Regions from separate parts of the Homo sapiens genome. Here region 1 is linked to region 2. Evidence: read pairs that join two places in POLR2A ChIA-PET (ENCODE). Cell type or tissue: PC-9. All regions are shown on one strand. Each heading gives the region's core, and the rest is flanking DNA. Links, peaks and the distances in the headings are about the cores only. Region 1 holds the start of TRC-GCA7-1 (tRNA-Cys (anticodon GCA) 7-1). Region 2 has its middle 55 kb from the start of DIPK1A.

Evidence for each region. Peaks named below come from ENCODE experiments on the same cell type or tissue, not always from the same donor. Only the 100,000 strongest peaks of a DNase experiment are listed, where the experiment ranks them.
Region 1: POLR2A ChIA-PET joins it to region 2 with 6 read pairs; 1 of 35 experiments calls an interaction of 5 or more read pairs at or near these places.

Annotation. Positions count from the first base shown.
Region 1 is chr1:93,514,585-93,522,928 of GRCh38, reverse strand. FNBP1L (formin binding protein 1 like) reads right to left here. Exons shown (of 17, transcript NM_001164473.3): 3 at 794-847. TRC-GCA7-1 (tRNA-Cys (anticodon GCA) 7-1) reads left to right here and starts at 6,580; the gene lies at 6,580-6,652. In PC-9, for the core only: no CTCF peak of the experiment used is centred there; a DNase peak (open chromatin) is centred at 3,338; H3K27ac peaks cover 1,825 bases.
Region 2 is chr1:93,012,297-93,020,640 of GRCh38, reverse strand. No RefSeq gene overlaps it. Among named protein-coding and RNA genes, the nearest start is that of DIPK1A, 55 kb to the right of the region's middle. In PC-9, for the core only: no CTCF peak of the experiment used is centred there; DNase peaks (open chromatin) are centred at 4,400, 4,820 and 6,770; H3K4me3 peaks cover 1,669 bases; H3K27ac peaks cover 4,466 bases.

The DNA.
Region 1 (8,344 bases), core at 276-8,275, 500 kb before region 2:
TATCAGCTCTGGACACAGCTGCCTGTATGCCTGCCCATATCCTGAATGGAAGTGAAGTGCCATTATAGTTGACACCAAAGCGGGTAAAGGGTCAAAAATAAGGGTAAAAACGTGTGTGAGGGAAGGAGAGAAACAAAGAGAATCACTGTATTAATGTATATATCTACTTTGAACATACTGCGGAACACTCTCTTACAGATGAAGATTAACAGCTCAGATAGGACTCCATTAACACTAAACCTGAGAATCCTAACAACTGACAATTATATACAGAGTTGTTTGTTTAAGTCGAGTCTCCTCTTGTTTCTCCATCTAAACAGTCATCCACATATTCCTCTTTAAGACCACAAAAAAACTCATAAGTGATTTCTAACCTTTTAATTTATTTCTAATGCAAAAACTCTCAGTGCTTTTCAACATCCCTTTATACCAATCAGTCAAATTGTTTTACTATCTATAAGAGTAAAAGCAAGAATCTACGAAGCCAACAACTACACAACCAAGTATGAAAAATATCCTTTTCTTCTGCAGACTAAATCATTCAAGTGGAGTCCTAGTCTACATTTTAATTGAAAATCTGTATCTGACTATTCTAGAAAACTGTTGATCAAGCCCACTACAGTATTTATCCTCATAAAAGATAAACAGTAGTTCCTTCTTTCATAAACATTAATTTTTAAATTAAACTTTATAAAATCTTTATAAAAAGCTAAGAATATATCTTACTAAATAATAAAAATATAAGTATTTTTAAATTTTTTAATATGCATTAATGAACAGGTATGTAATTTACCGTGGCTCTTCATCTTTGGATGAACGTTTGGGGCAGTACTTCTTAACCAGATTTCTATAGGAAGAAGATTTTTTAAAGTTTATTAAAAATTTCAACTATTGTTACAATTGAAATAGTCTAAGTTTTCAATTTCATTCAATCATGAATTTTATGATATAAAACAATTAAGACAGCAATATGATCTCTACTCCATTAGCATCATAATATGTAATCATTACTTACAATTTGTTCTTAAAATACTGATACCTGGAGAAAGAAAGGTTATTTCTGTATTTTCATATGAATGGAATCACAACAATTTGGTTGATGTTACTATCAAATAAGAAAATAGTTAAGAGGAAGAATAGAAGAAACAAAGTACAATTGGCCCTCTGTATTCCAGGGTTCCACAACCACAGATTCAACGACGGGTCAAAAATATTCAAGTAAGTAAATAACAATGGAGCTATAAAAAGTAATACAAATTAAAAAACCAATAGAGCCTAACAAGTATTTACATAGCATTTACACTGTATTAGGCATTCTAAATAATCTAGAGATGATTTAAAGTATGGGGAGGATGTGGGTAGGTTATAGGCAAATGTTATGCTATTTTATATGAGGGACTGAGAGCATCTTTGGATTTTGGTATTCATGGGTCTGGGAACCAATCCCCCTCAGGAACAATTACACTCAGTATGTGAAACTGAGTCAGGGCAAAAAGAAACATTTCAAAGAAATACCATCGCTTTTTTTTCACAAATTGAGGACTTTAATACTAAGGTAAAATGTAAGCAGATGCTGACTCAAGGAATAAAAGAACAGTTTGTCACCATCTCCATAACTCCACTTTTACATGCAAATCATTATGTGACTCCTTACCCTTCTCTTTTCTAGACAAATGAATTATATTCTGACTTGTAACTGTTTTTTGCCTTCATCCATGTCTGTTCTTAACATTCTTATAGTAGAATGCTACCTTATTTCATCTTTTCAAAATCAGAAAGAGACTAGCATATGGACTTTGGAGCCAGAATGGACTACCTTTGTTTGAATCCTGGTTGGCTGGTTTGTTGGTTGGTTGGTTGGTTGGTTGGTTGGTTGGTTGGTTTATTGAGATGGAGTCTCACTGTGTCGCCCAGGCTGGAGTGCAGTGGGGCGATCTCAGCCCACTGAAACCTCTGCCTCCGGGGTTCAGGCGATTCTCCAGCCTCAGCCTCCTAAATAGCTGGGATTACAGGTGCATGCCACCACACCCAGCTGATTTTTGTATTTTTAGTAGAGATAGGGTTTCACCACATTGGCCAGGCTGGTCTCGACCCCTGACCTCAGGTGATCCACCTGCCTCAGCCTCCCAAAGTGCTGGGATGAGCCACCATGCCCAACCTGAATCCTGGCTTTTATGTAGTACCTATGTGACCTTGGACAATTTGCCTAACTTCTCTGTCCCCTCATTTCCTATAAATGGTGCAAACAGTACCTACCCCATACAGTTACGAGAAATAAATGATATAAAGTGCTTTATACCCTGAGTCTCAAAGTATGGTCAACCTGGGTCCAGCAAGGGTCCATAGACTCTTTGGTAATAATCTACAATGAGATAAGTACAGAAGTTGGGAATAATTGTATTTCTTTTGAATCTAATAATTAAAAATTAGGGCCTATATTTTCTATGTCTCTTTTATGTCATGTTTCTAGTATTTAATTTTTATTGTTTACAAAAGCATCAGTACACAATGGATTGGAAACTAAAACTGGTCCATCATCGCAAACAATTTGAGATGCACTGCTTAAAACTATAAGCAGTTTTAAAGTAAGTGGCCATACTATCTTTCAATACTATAAAAGAATCACTGTCTTAATTATTCTCAGATTAGTATCAATTAATGCCACTTGAATCAATTTATTCATTCTACAAATTGTCTATTATGTGCTAAGCACCATGCAAACTACTAGGAGCATCATAAATAAAAGAGGACCCATGAGCAGGAGACTTATACTCTATTGAAAGGAGACAAGTATATACCAATAATTGTAATATACTGCATGGTAAGTGCTATGATAAAGATACACAAAGAAAAGGAAGACCTAACACCCAGTGAGGGGTGGAAAAAGAACAGGCAAGACACTGAGAAAAGAGTTCAGATCAACATGTATTGAGTTCCTACCATCAAGAAACCCATAGTTGCCACTGATTATAAAGTTAGGGACAAGATGAAAGCATTAGCACTTCACTCACTCTAGGGTGCAACCATAGCTCACTGTAGCCTCAAACTCCTGGGCAAGATCCTCCTGCCTCAGCCTACCAAGTAGTTGGGACTACAGGCACACACCATCATGCCTGACTAATAATATTTACATATACTTTTTAAAGAGACAGGGTTTCACTATGTTGCCCAAGCTGGTCTCAAACTCCTGGCCTCAAGTGATCCGCCTGCCTTGGCCTCCCAAAGTACTGGGATTACAGGTGTGAGTCATCCTCCTTGGCCTTCAAAGTTTTGCTGATATTTAATATGTCACTACACTAATACATGTACATAATTTACAAACTGTGCAGTCATATGCTCAAACATTTTTTACAGGTGAGCAATAAAAAGTTCAGAGATCTCTGGTCTAGAGAAATCAAATATATAGACACTCTTACATAACATAATATGGTAAGAACAATAGAGGGCTCTGTAAAGAGGGTTCCCCAGGGGTAAAAAGCTAAAATTTCTGATTTGCTGACTAAGCCTAAAGAGATAAACAGGAATTGGGCAACTGGAAACCCCTGGGGGAGGATTCTGCTCATTAGAGAAGATCTAATGAGCAAAGACAAAGAAGTGGGGAAAAACAGAGCATTTAAGAACTGTAAGTGGGTTCAATGTTGCTGGAACATCAAATATGAGCTAGAGAATTGCAAGTAGTAACGTGAAAAGTAAGAGGGGAACGAAGCAGAGACCCTTCTAAAGTCATATGAAGGAACTCTGAATAAATACTCTTGACCAGTGGTTATTAATCCTGGTTACCCAAACACTAACAAAACTCACTGTTATGAATGATTTACTAATTCACCCAAATATCAGCAAAGCTACTATCTGCTATAAATTAATTATTTCAGATACTAGACTGACAGAAAGAATGGGACGAGTCATGGTTAGCAAACTAGTAATTGGGCATGACCTACAGTCCTTTCTACAAAAGAACTCAAAAAGGAAGAAGGGGAAAACATGATCAACAGAATAATTCACTAGAATAGGCAAATTCAGATACAGAAAATAGATAACAGTTGCTAGCACATGGAGGAGGAGGAAATGACTGCTAATGGGTACAGGGTTTTCTTTTTGGGATGATGAAAATATTCTAAAATTCAATTGTGGTTATGGTTGCACAACTCTGTAAATACACTAAAAGAACACTCAAGTGTAGACTTTAGCAAATGAATCTTATGGCATATGAATTATACCTCAATAAAGCTTCTATAGGAGGAGGAGTGGCAGTTGCATAGGCAGTCCATCTGCCCCAGGTACCTCTATTCAACAAGTCTAAAATGAAATTTATCTACTTTTTAATCTTCTTTTACATACCTCTTTTCTTACATTAGTGGCACTACCATCCATCTAGAATTTAGACATTTAAGCCAAAAATTTGACAATCATCCTACACTTTCTCCCACCTTAACATGTTCAATCCCTACAGATTCTATTTCCTAATTAACTTTGTTAAAAACAATAATTTTTATAATAAAAAGGAAAAAATACACAAAGAGAAGCCCTGTCTTGTGACTACTTTATAAAATTGTTTTGTATACAGATGTGGGAGGACAGGCTGCTGGAAGCTACCGTAATATCTTGAAACCATAAGGGGAAAGACCAAGAGATGTACGAAAATGCCCTAACTTCATCACTGAGCTCTAGAATGCCGTTTCCAAATTTGTTGTATAAAATGACTCTATTACGTGAAGCTGAATGCTTCTTAACTGACACTATAGAAGAGTTAAATAAAAATGCCCAGTAGAGATATATAGTAAAAACTAGAACTCTAAAGAAACTTCTGGGATCACGATGCAGATATGAGGGTAAACATTTGTAAAGACAATAACAGAAACAAGGAGTTACCATTTGTCATACATGTATTACTTGACATTACCATTTGTCATCCATGTATTACTTGCCAATCTTAATGCTAAACTCTTTATATATAATCTTATGCTTACAACAACTGCAAGCAGATATTATTAGCCTGACTTTACAGGACTCAGACACATTAAGTGACTTGCCCACAGTCAAACAGCCAGTAAGTGACAAAGCCAAAACCTTCCTCAAATCTGATGCCAACACCAGAGATGGTTAAAATAATGAATGTGAATGAGGCTACTGAAGAAGTATGAAATGAAAGGTAGCTAAAGACCATCTACAAACACAAATTTAACAGGGAAGGAAGAAGAGTTGCTTCAGAAGAACAGTAAGGATGAACTAAGCTAGGAAGATTACAGGTAAACAAACTATGTCCCACTACCTATTTTTAAAACAAAATTTTATTGGAATGCACTACACTCATTCATGCATGTATTGTCTATGGCTGCTTTTGCATTACAACAACAAAGCTGAGACAACCAAATTGAGTAGACATATGGGTAACAGAAAACCCAAGAGAAGGGATTTTTTTAAAAGATGTTCTCAGACAAGCCAGGTGAGGTGTCTCACGCCTGCAATCTCAGTGCTTTGGGAGGCCAAAGTGGGAGGATCCCTTGGGGCCAGGAGTTCGAGGATGCAGTGAGCTATGATCGTTGCCACTGCACTCCAGCCTGGGAAAGAGAGTGAGACCCTGTCTCTTAAAAAAAAGAAAAAAAAGAAGACACTTAAGACATTTTGGGAGGCCAAGGCAGACAGATCATTTGAGGTCAGAGTTTGAGACCAGCCTGACCAACATGCTGAAAACCTGTCTCTACCAAAAATACAAAAAAATTAGCCAGGCATGGTGGCGCACTCCTGTAGTCTCAGCTACTCGGGAGGGTGAGGTATGAGAACTGCTTGAATCCGGAAAGCGGAGGTTGCATGCAGTGAGCTGAGATTGTGCCACTGCACTCCAACCTGGGCGACAGAGCAAGGCTCTGTCTCAAAAAAAAAAAAAAGGAAGAGGAAAAGAAGAAAAGAGGAGGAGGAAGAGGAAGAACAGGGTGAAGAAGAAGTTGTTCTAAGACAGAAACAGTCTATTATCATCAAAGATAATAAAACAGGTACCTAAAATATCCATGGAATTTAGCAATTACCAGGTGATTTAACGGTGTGGTTATGACAGGCACAGTCTCCCACCTACAAATGGGGTTGTTTTCTAGAAATTACTTTTAAGTTCAATGGTTTTGAAGCACAAACTCATGAACTGCATTAAACAAGTCAAATTTAAGCAAAAAGCATTTCATAGAGTGAGTAGTTTCAAAGATTGACTACTTTTTTTTTTTCTCCTGCCTCAGCCTCCCTAGTAGCTGGGATTACAGGTGCCCACCACCACGCCCAGCTAATTTTTTTTGTATTTTTAGCGGAGACGGGGTTTCACCATGTCAGTCAGGCCGATCTCAAACTCCTGACCTCACCTTAGCCTCCCAAAGCGCTGGGATCACAAGCGTGAGCCATCGTGCCCAGCCCAGGATGTCATTTTTCAAGTGTTCCCTTTCAGTTTATTAGTGGTCAAGGGACAAGCCAAAGCAGATGATGGACAATTAAGAAGGTGGGGCTTTAGAACACAAAGCTTGCCAGAACTCCTGTGGGTGGAACTTGAATGTATTGAGTCACCGTAAGTGGACAAGGAGGGAGCTTTTAACAGGTAAAGGGGGTATAGCTCAGGTGGTAGAGCATTTGACTGCAGATCAAGAGGTCCCCGGTTCAAATCCGGGTGCCCCCTTCCAGGATGTTTTCTCACTTCCATTTTAAAGTAGATACTGCCAGCCACAGTGTCAACAGAAAAGATGAGAAAACTTTTTTTTTTCCCCCTTGACACAGTACTCCTTTAATCCCACAATGCTCTGTGGTAATTTTAAATCAGATACACTGAAAGGCTATTAACTTTTACAATAATATTGTACAATTAAAACTATATATGTAAATCCAAGAGACTGGAGGAGTCTACATATACTGAGTTTCTGATTTAACAATAACTGATGATTTTTATATAATTGAGAATAAATCTTTATCAGATGATGAGACTCATAGAGGATAATAGGTCAATTATTATGGTAATTTTTAAAATCTCTTTTTATTATTATTATTATACCTTAAGTTTTAGGGTACATGTGCACAATGTGCAAGTTAGCTACATATGTATACATGTGCCATGCTGGTGGGCTGCACTCACTAACTCGTCATCTAGCATTACGTATATCTCCCAATGCTATACCTCCCCCTCCCCCCACCCCACAACAGTCCCCAGAGTGTGATGTTCCCCTTCCTGTGTCCATGTGTTCTCATTGTTCAATTCCCACCTATGAGGGAGAATATGCGGTGTTTGGTTTTTTGTGCTTGCGATAGTTTACTGAGAATGATGATTTCCAATTTCATCCATGTCCCTACAAAGGACATGAACTCATCATTTTTTATGGCTACATAGTATTCCATGGTGTATATGTGCCACATTTTCTTAATCCAGTCTATCATTATTGGACATTTGGGTTGGTTCCAAGTCTTTGCTATTGCGAATAATGCCGCAATAAATATACGTGTGCATGTGTCTTTATAGCAGCATGATTTATAGTCCTTTGGGTATATACCCAGTAATGGGATGGCTGGGTCAAATGGTATTTCTAGTTCTAGATCCCTGAGGAATCGCCACACTGACTTCCACAATGGTTGAACTAGTTTACAGTCCCACCAACAGTGTAAAAGTGTTCCTATTTCTCCACATCCTCTCCAGCACCTGTTGTTTCCTGACTTTTTAATGATTGCCATTCTAACTGGTGTGAGATGGTATGTCATTGTGGTTTTGATTTGCATTTCTCTGATGGCCAGTGATGGCGAGCATTTTTTCATGTGTTTTTTGGCTGCATAAATGTCTTCTTTTGAGCAGTGTCTGTTAATGTCCTTCACCCACTTTTTGATGGGGTTGTTTTTTTCTTGTAAATTTGTTTGAGTTCGTTGTAGATTCTGCATATTAGCCCTCTGTCAGATGAGTAGGTTGCGAAAATTTTCTCCCATTTTGTAGGTTGCCTGTTCACTCTGATGGTAGTTTCTTTTGCTGTGCAGAAGCTCTTTATTTTAATTCGATCCCATTTGTCAATTCTGGCTTTTGTTGCCATTGCTTTTGGTGTTTTAGACATGAAGTCCTTGCCCATGCCTATGTCCTGAATGGTAATGCCTAGGTTTTCTTCTAGGGTTTTTATGGTTTTAGGTCTAACGTTTAAGTCTTTAATCCATCTTGAATTGATTTTTGTATAAGGTGTAAGGAAGGGATCCAGTTTCAGCTTTCTACATATGGCTAGCCAGTTTTCCCAGCACCATTTATTAAATAGGGAATCCTTTCCCCAATGCTTGTTTTTCTCAGGTTTGTCAAAGATCAGATAGCTGTAGACATGCGGCGTTATTTCTGAGGGCTCTGTTCTGT
Region 2 (8,344 bases), core at 303-8,302:
ATGAGGCCACAGGAGGAAGATCATAGAGGCAAAGTGCCATTTTCATCACATCGTATCCCTGGATATACAGTCATCATGATTTATGACACTGGCTGAAGTGGTTTTTGCCAAGTTTCTCCACTGTAAAGTTACTCTTTTTCCTCTCTTTCCATAATCTTTGGAGGGAAGTCACCATGTGCTGCCCACACATAAGAAGTGGATGTATGCTCCCTTTTTGGAGGGTGGCAGAGTATCTACATAAATCACTTGCAATTCTTCTGTATGGACAATTTGTCTCTTCCTCCCACTTATTAATTTATTCAATTATGTATTTATAACATTGTTAACTCATGCATACTTGTTTTATACTTTAGGTTATAATTCAGTATTACTTTTATTTTATTTTTTTTTGCTCAAATTGTTTCCCCTTTGGTCACCGGGAACTCTTTCAGTTGGCTCTTATGCCCCTTTGACATAATCCAACAACATGATTTTTTTTTTCTAGCACTTCCTTACTTTTCGGCACTGCAACATGCTCCAGGTACATCTTGTGTCTTTCCTTCCCCAGTTCTAGAATCAGTCATGTCTCCAAAAAAACCCTTAGTTCCTTTTGTTAGATAATGGTATTAGGAACCGAGATCTGGATGGTAGGTGTCTGTGTACTAGAGAATATGCTAGGTCTTTTAGGACTTCTCTGCTAACAGATCAAATAAATAATTGTGTGGATACTAACCAGTGTATATACATCTATCTATAAATATTTTTATATAGGTCGGGTGCAGTGGCTCATGCCCAGAATTCCAGCTACTGAGAAGGTTGAGGCGGGAAGATCTCTTGAGGTCAGGAGTTTGAGACCAGCCTGGGCAACATAGAGAGACTCAACTCTAAAAAATTAAAAATAATTTACCTGGATGTAGTGGTGCATGCCTGTAGTCCCAGCTGTTCAACAGGCTAAGGTGAGAGCATTGCTTGAGCCCAAGAGTTCAAGGCTGCAGTGAGCTATGATCACACCATTGCGCTCCAGCCTGGGCAATAGAACAAGACCCTGTCTCTTAAAAAAACAATCTATATCCAAATTAAACTAAATATGAGTTCTTACTGATGTGTCTAACTTTAATCCATTAATATATGGATCATTCTAGCTTTTTCTCCTTGCTTATCTGTAAATTCCCACTCCAGCAGTGAGAAACCTGGTTCCTACAATCTGCCATCTATTTACTCAATCATTTAGTTCCAGTACACATGTGTAGCAGTATCAGAATTGTTAACCCATGCCCCCAAATGAAACAACTTTATCAACTAAAGCAGCATTATTTTTTTAATTTGTTTTTATTTCAGTAGCTTTAGAGGTAAAAGTGGTTTTTGGTTACATAGATACATTGTACAGTGGTGAAATCTGGGCTTTTAGTATATCTGTGTGTAGTGTACCCAACAGGTAATTTTTTCTCCCCACCCTCCTTCCACCATCCCTCGCTTCTGAGTCTCCAGTGTCCATTATACCAGTCTATATGCCTTTGCACATCCATAGCTTAGCTTCCACTTATAAGTGAGAACATATGGTATTTGGTTTTCTATTTTTTAGTCACTTCACTTAGAATAACGGCCTTCAGTTCCATCCAAGTTGCTGCAAAATACATTATCTTGTTCTTTTTATGGCTGAGTAGTATTTCATGGTATATGTATATCACATTTTCTTTATCCACTCATCTGTTGATGGGCACTTAGGTTGATTTCATATCTTTGTAATTGTGAATTGTTCTGCAATAAACATATGAGTGCGAGTGTCTTTTTTTGTTTGTTTGTTTGAAACAGAATCTTGCTCTGTCACCCGGGCTGGAGTAGAGTGGTGTGATCTCAGCTCACTGCAACCTCCACCTCCTGGGTTCAAGCGATTCTCCTGCCTCACTCAGACTCCCAAGTAGCTGGGATCACAGGCGTGTACCACCACACCCAGCTGAATTTTGTATTTTTGGTGGAGATGGGGTTTCACCATATTGGCCAGGCTAGTCTCAAACTCCTGACCTCAGGTGATCTGCCTGCCTCGGCCTCCCAAAGTGCTGGGATTACAGGTGTAAGCCACCGCACCTAGCCACATGTCTTTTTTTATATAATGACTTCTTTTCCTTTGGGTAGATACCTAGTAGTAGGATTACTGGATCGAATGGTAGATTTACTTTTAGTTCTTTGAGAAATCTCCACACTTTTTTCCATAGAAGTTGTACTAATTTATATTCCCGCCAACAGTGTACAAGCATTCCCTTTTCACCACTTCTGCACCAACCTCTATTGTTTTTTGACTTTTTCAAATGGCCATTCTGACTGGGGTAAGGTGGTATCTCATTGTGGTTTTAATTTGCATTTGCCTGATATTAGTGATGTTGAGTATTTTTCATGTTTTTTGGCCATTTGTATATCTTTTTTTGAGAAATGTCTATTCATATCATTTGCCCAGTTTTTAATGGGATTATTTGTTTTATTTTTGCTGATTAGTTTGGGTTCCTTATAGATTTTGGATATTAGTCCTTTGTCAGATGTATAGTTTGCAAACATTTTCTCTCATTCTAAAGGTTGTCTGTTTACTCTGTTGATTATTTATTTTGCTATACAGAAGCTTTGTAGTTTAAGTCCTGTTTATTTATTTTTGTTTTTATTGCATTTTTAAAGAAGTGTTCTTACGTGCTTTTAGTGTGCGATTTCTTTTGCCTTTAGTCTTACATATTCCACTCATTTCCAAAGTAACTTTAGGTCAGTATGTGTTCCCCCTACTTCCTTCAGTGAGGTTGTTTCATACATTTTTAATACAGTTAGATTTTACTGCCATTGTCTGCCTCCCTTCCTGGAACTCTCCTACCTCCTAAATGACTTTACTTAATCTGCATACATTATGGTTCACTCTTTGTGTTCTATCTGTGGGTTTTGATGAATGCATAATGTCATGTATCCACCATTACAGTATCATACCGAATAGTTTCACCTCCCTAAATATCTCCTGTGCTTCACCTTCATAATGAACCCCCATTTTCAACCCCTGGCAATTGCTGGAGATTTATTGTCTCTATAGTTTTGCCTTTTCCAGAATGTCATATAATTGGAATTGTGCAATGTATAGCCATTTCAGACTGGGTGCTTTCACTTAGAAATATGCATTTAAGTTTCCTCCATGCCATTTCATGGCTTGATAGCTTTTTTTTTTTTTTTTTGACAGAGTCTCACTCTGTCACCCAGGCTGGAGTGCAGTAGTGTGATCTTGGCTCACTGCAACCTCCACCTCCTGGGGTTCAAGTGATTCTCCTGCCTCAGCCTCCTGAGTAGCTGGGATTACAGGCGCCCACCACCATGCCTGGCTAATTTTTGTATTTTCTAATAGAGACGGGGTTTCACCATGTTGGCCAGGCTAGTCTCAAACTCCTGACATCAGGTGATCCGCCCTCCTTGGCCTCCCAAAGTGCTGGGATTACAGGTGTGAGCCACTGCGCCCAGCCTACAGCTCATTTCTTTTTATCTCTGCATAATATCCCATTGGATGAATGTACAATTTATCTAGTCAAGCAATATTTTAATAATTGAAAAGGTAAAGCTAAAGAAGAAAACATCCTCATCCTGGAGAAGCTCAGTCACTGGCATTGGTGGCACATAACTAAAGGATAGAATGATAAGAGGCATATTACATTACATTCAAAGTGCTGTGGGCACCCATAGAAGACAATGGGTATCTACATGAGAATGTGATGAGGTATAGGTATAGAGAAAAGCTGGGATTTGTCTTGGGCCTTGAAGAAAAAGTAGGTATTTGGGGATGAGGTGGGAAAGGAGGAAGAAGGTGAGTGGGGAAGAGGAACCTGCAGACAAATATGGCTAGAAGGTGAGAGAGACTGCGTCAGGTCCCAGATAACAGTGTATTTTCCCTCATCCACATATATGACCCCAGAGTTGGATTTGCAGGCCAGGAGGAAGGGGCTTTGTGGTGCCCTTTCACTCTGATGATAACAGTAACTCTCACACACAGAGCACCTACTACCATGTGTCAGACGCGGTGCTGGGCACTTCACACACATTTTCCTCACAATTCTTCATGTTACACATGTGCATTTGTAACACACATACATGCAAAGCTGCAGAAGCACTCTATAATACCTCCTGCTGGAAGCTGACACTCCGAATGGAGTTGCTGTTCACGTGTGTGAGGATGATGAAAGAGATGCTGTCTCACATGCCCTTTGACTCTGGCTGCAGCAGCCGCTTTCACCCGTTCCTCACTCCAGCTCCTCTTCTAGAGGTCCCAAAGCTTTAGAAAATCTGTGGCATTATCACTTGCTGCATTCCCCAGCAACCTCCTCTGTCTTAATCAGGGATCAGGTCTCCATCCAGCACACTGCATTTTTTCCCTGTACCTCTATGACTCTTTGTTTACCTAAACAATTCCAAGAATGAGTGATGATAGGAATTCAGAATAGAATGGGAGAGCACCAAGCTTTTCCTTTATGAAAGTAATAAAATGAGGTCAACTTTCTCTTCACTCTGCCCCATGTAAGTTTCCTAAAGAAAGTCAAAGCAATTCTGTTAATCTGCATTTAGACCGCCTACTTCCTACTCAAAGAGTTCAAAACTGAGCCTTGGGATTGGATCAGCACTTCATGGAGGTCATTAGAATAGCACTGTTAAGAAATAAAATTCTCCAGGAGGAAGATTTATAAGCATGGGGAAACTGGAAAAAAAGCTGCCTTAGTTCCACTCTGTTTGGTCGTCATGACTTTTGGCACTGTAAGATGACACGTCAATTTGTACCAAAACCAAAATACCAGTTTGGGATAATCTTTGATGAAGACTTGGCAACCCTATTGACTCTGCAGATCTTTCTCATATTTCAACTAATGCAAACCTCTAGAGAATGTATACTGAGTGACACATCACATAGCTAAAAATAAAGCAGCAGTTAATTTGACACCCACTGCTAGATAATAAAAAGTGACTCATAATTATTATTTCCAACATTTCAAAAACTTGTAATTGAGTTTCCTGTATGCATTTCCTGAGAGGCAAACTCTTCCAAAAATTAAACTCAAATTTGTTGTAGAATAAAATTTTAGGATCTGAAGAACTGTAGACAGTCACAACTGTGCAAATATAAACATGTATCCTCTTCCTAATGTGGTTAATATTTAGTTTACAGTCATTATCATTTTATCATTATTGTAATTACACCTTCCCCTTTAGAAAAAAAGTTATTTTAGTCAAGTTTAACTAGAGGTAGTTGTGTATACTGTGCAACTAATTCTGCTACTGTACCAAAGCATCATGAGGGTAGGTGTGTGTTCCAAGTGTCCTTGTATCCTCCGTGCAGCAGAGGCTTCCAATTGTCCTCTAATATTCATTGTACTAGATCCCTCAGTTTTTAAATGGGTCACATGGCCACTCAGAGTAAAAACCATGTTTCCGGCCGGGTGCAGTGGCTCACACTTGTAATCCCAGCACTTTCGGAGGCCGAGGCAGGCAAATCACTTGAGGTCAGGAGTTCAAGACCAGCCTGACCAACATGGTGAAACCCTGTCTATACTAAAAATACAAAAATTAGCTGGGTGTGATGACGCATGCCTGTAATCCCAGCTACTTGGGAGGCTGAGGCAGGAGAATCACTTGAACCCGGGAGGCAGAGGTTGCAGTGAGCCAAGGTTGTGCTGTTGCACTCCAGACTGGGCGACAAGAGTGAAACTCCGTTTCAGAACAAAAACAGAAACAAAACCACATTTTCTCAGCCTGCCTTACAGACAGGTGTGGCCTGGTAACTAAGTTCAGGCAAATAGATGCAAGCTTAAGTGTTATATAGCAGTCTTTAAGGACCTTTCTTAATTTCGCTTTTTTCACCATTCCTTCCTTCTTCCTTCTGGCTTGGTGGTGGAGCTGATGGCTGGGGGTGAACAGCTATCTTGGACCATGGAGTGATCTTAGAAGAGAATTCAAGCCCAGCAGATCAACTCCATGGAACAAGATCACCACACCAGTTCTGGCCTGTCTCCCTTTGGACTTCTACGCGCGATAAACTATCTTGTTCAAGCCACTGTCACTTGCATTGAAACATAATTCTAGCCAATAAACCCCACAGTCTCAAGCATATCCTAGCATGTCACTAGAGCAAAATATATAGTAATAAATGTTTATTGAATAAATGTTGCAAATTTGGGCTTTCAGGAAGTACATTATTTTTGTTAGTCCAGAAGTTTATGAGTTGAAACAGGACAGCAGTGAGGTCATCCAAGGCCAGAGGGAAATGAGACCAAGTGACTCAAGCAACCAGGAGACCACCGACTATCAGGCAAAAAAGGAAGAAACAGTCAAAGCTAAGGCTCAAAGAAAGAAGACACCACTCAGTCTGGGGAATCTGGAGGCAAGAGAAATTTGGAAACATCAGTCTCTAGTCTGGAGGATAGCAGGCAAGTAGCTCAAAGTCCACAGTCAGCAGCTCTCAGCTGGGGTCGATTTTACTCTTCAGGGGACACTGGCAATATCTGGAGACATTTTTGGTTGTCACAACTGGTTGGGGAGGAGTGGTGCTATGGGCCTCTAGTGTATAGAGGCCAGAGATGCTGCTAAAAATTTTACCATGCCCAGGACAGCCCCCAAAGCAAAGAATTATCTGGTCTAAAATGTCGATAGTGTTCAGGAAAAGAAACCCTGGTCTAGCTGATTATAGGTGTTCACTTCAGGCCCCAAACTCCAGCTACTCTTGGAGTTCAGGCCAGAGGGAAGATGGGTCATTTAGCCAGCCTGGATAACAGCTTGGAAATAGACAATCCAGACTTTCATGTTCAGCGTCATTAAGCAGACTTTGTGACTAAACTGAGTACCTGCAAATTGCTCTCTGAATATTAAGTAGCTTATAGCACAGTTCTTCCCACAATACAAAGATAATTATGCCCTATCCCAGACTAACAGAGACTGTGACATGCTCACAAACCATTAAGAAGAGTCTGAAATATAAAACAGGTATACATTGGGGTCCTAAGGTCTCAGAGAAGCTCCTTTGCATACCAAATGTGGGGAAGGGAGTAGAACTGACAAGCAGCTTCTCTTTTGATGTGAGTCCTAAATGTGGGAATCATCAGTCTCCACATTCCCAAAGCCAGGGTTTGTGTCAGAGAAGGTCCATGCCAGAGAGGCTGAGAGGGCAGATCTATTCTTGATTCTGCAGCTGACTTGCCGTTTGAACCCTCTGACTTTTCCAGGCACCAGTTTTCCTTACAGTGTGAAAGACAAAATTATCATTAGCTGGAGGGGAGGCCTGAGGGAAAGAGAGAAGAAGAGCAAGTTGATTGAGCTGCTGAGGCTGCTAGGCCCTATGTGCATAAATCAGTAAGCTTAAACCTCAGAATATCCCTGGTGGCTCGAGGATGACAGCATTATGGAAATAAAGTACTTTTTATATTCCTGCATCTGTATTAGCATACATACATTTACTTCTCATATTTATGAGATCCTTATAAATTTCTTTTCAAAAAAGTTTTTTTTGCCAAACTGAATTAAGTTAGTTAATTGCATACTTATTATACACAAAACACTATGCTTGGTTTTATGTGGTTTCTGCCCACAAAAGGCTTTCATTCCAGTAGAGAGGCAAAGATTTACACAAAGAAATCACAATACAAGGTAGAAAGTCATAATGCCAAAAGAGAGACATAAATAAAGTGCTGTGGGTTCACAGAGAATGAAATACTTAATATGGTTAGAAGAGGTAGGTTCAGTTGTTCATTATTTTGTTTAAAAAATATTTCTTGCACTTCTGCTATATGCCAGGAAGTCTGCTAAATGACAGAGATTCAAAAATGAATGACACCAAGCCCTTAGCTGAATGGGGAAGAGAAAAGTATATCAAGAGTGGCATTTGAGCAACATAAGGTTGAAAGTTGTGCTAATGTCAGATTTTGGAATGGGAGCAGGTAGAAGGGGAGCGTACTCCAGGCGAAGGAAAAAATAAGCAAAATATCAGAGTAGCAAACCAGCTTGTATTTCATCAGCCTCCATATGGGGTTCCCCACTACTACCAAATCCCAACCCCCACCCACACGCATCAGTTAATTTAGGAGGGGGCTTCTCTCTGAGCATGCTCTGTAATACAAATCCTCCATGAGAAGTTTGGTTTGTTGACCAGAAGAACAATATTTCTCCTATTAGCAATTATCTAGGTTGTTTCTGATTGGAAACTGTAATTAAAATGATACCATGAACATCCTTATACATGTGTCTTTGTGTACTCATGTGAATATTTTCTATAGACTAACGTTTTAAAATAGTTACAATAAACCAAGTTCAAGGATGAGTCACCAATGGACAGGATCTCAGATCCCCAGGATGATGATGAGTGTGTAAGAGA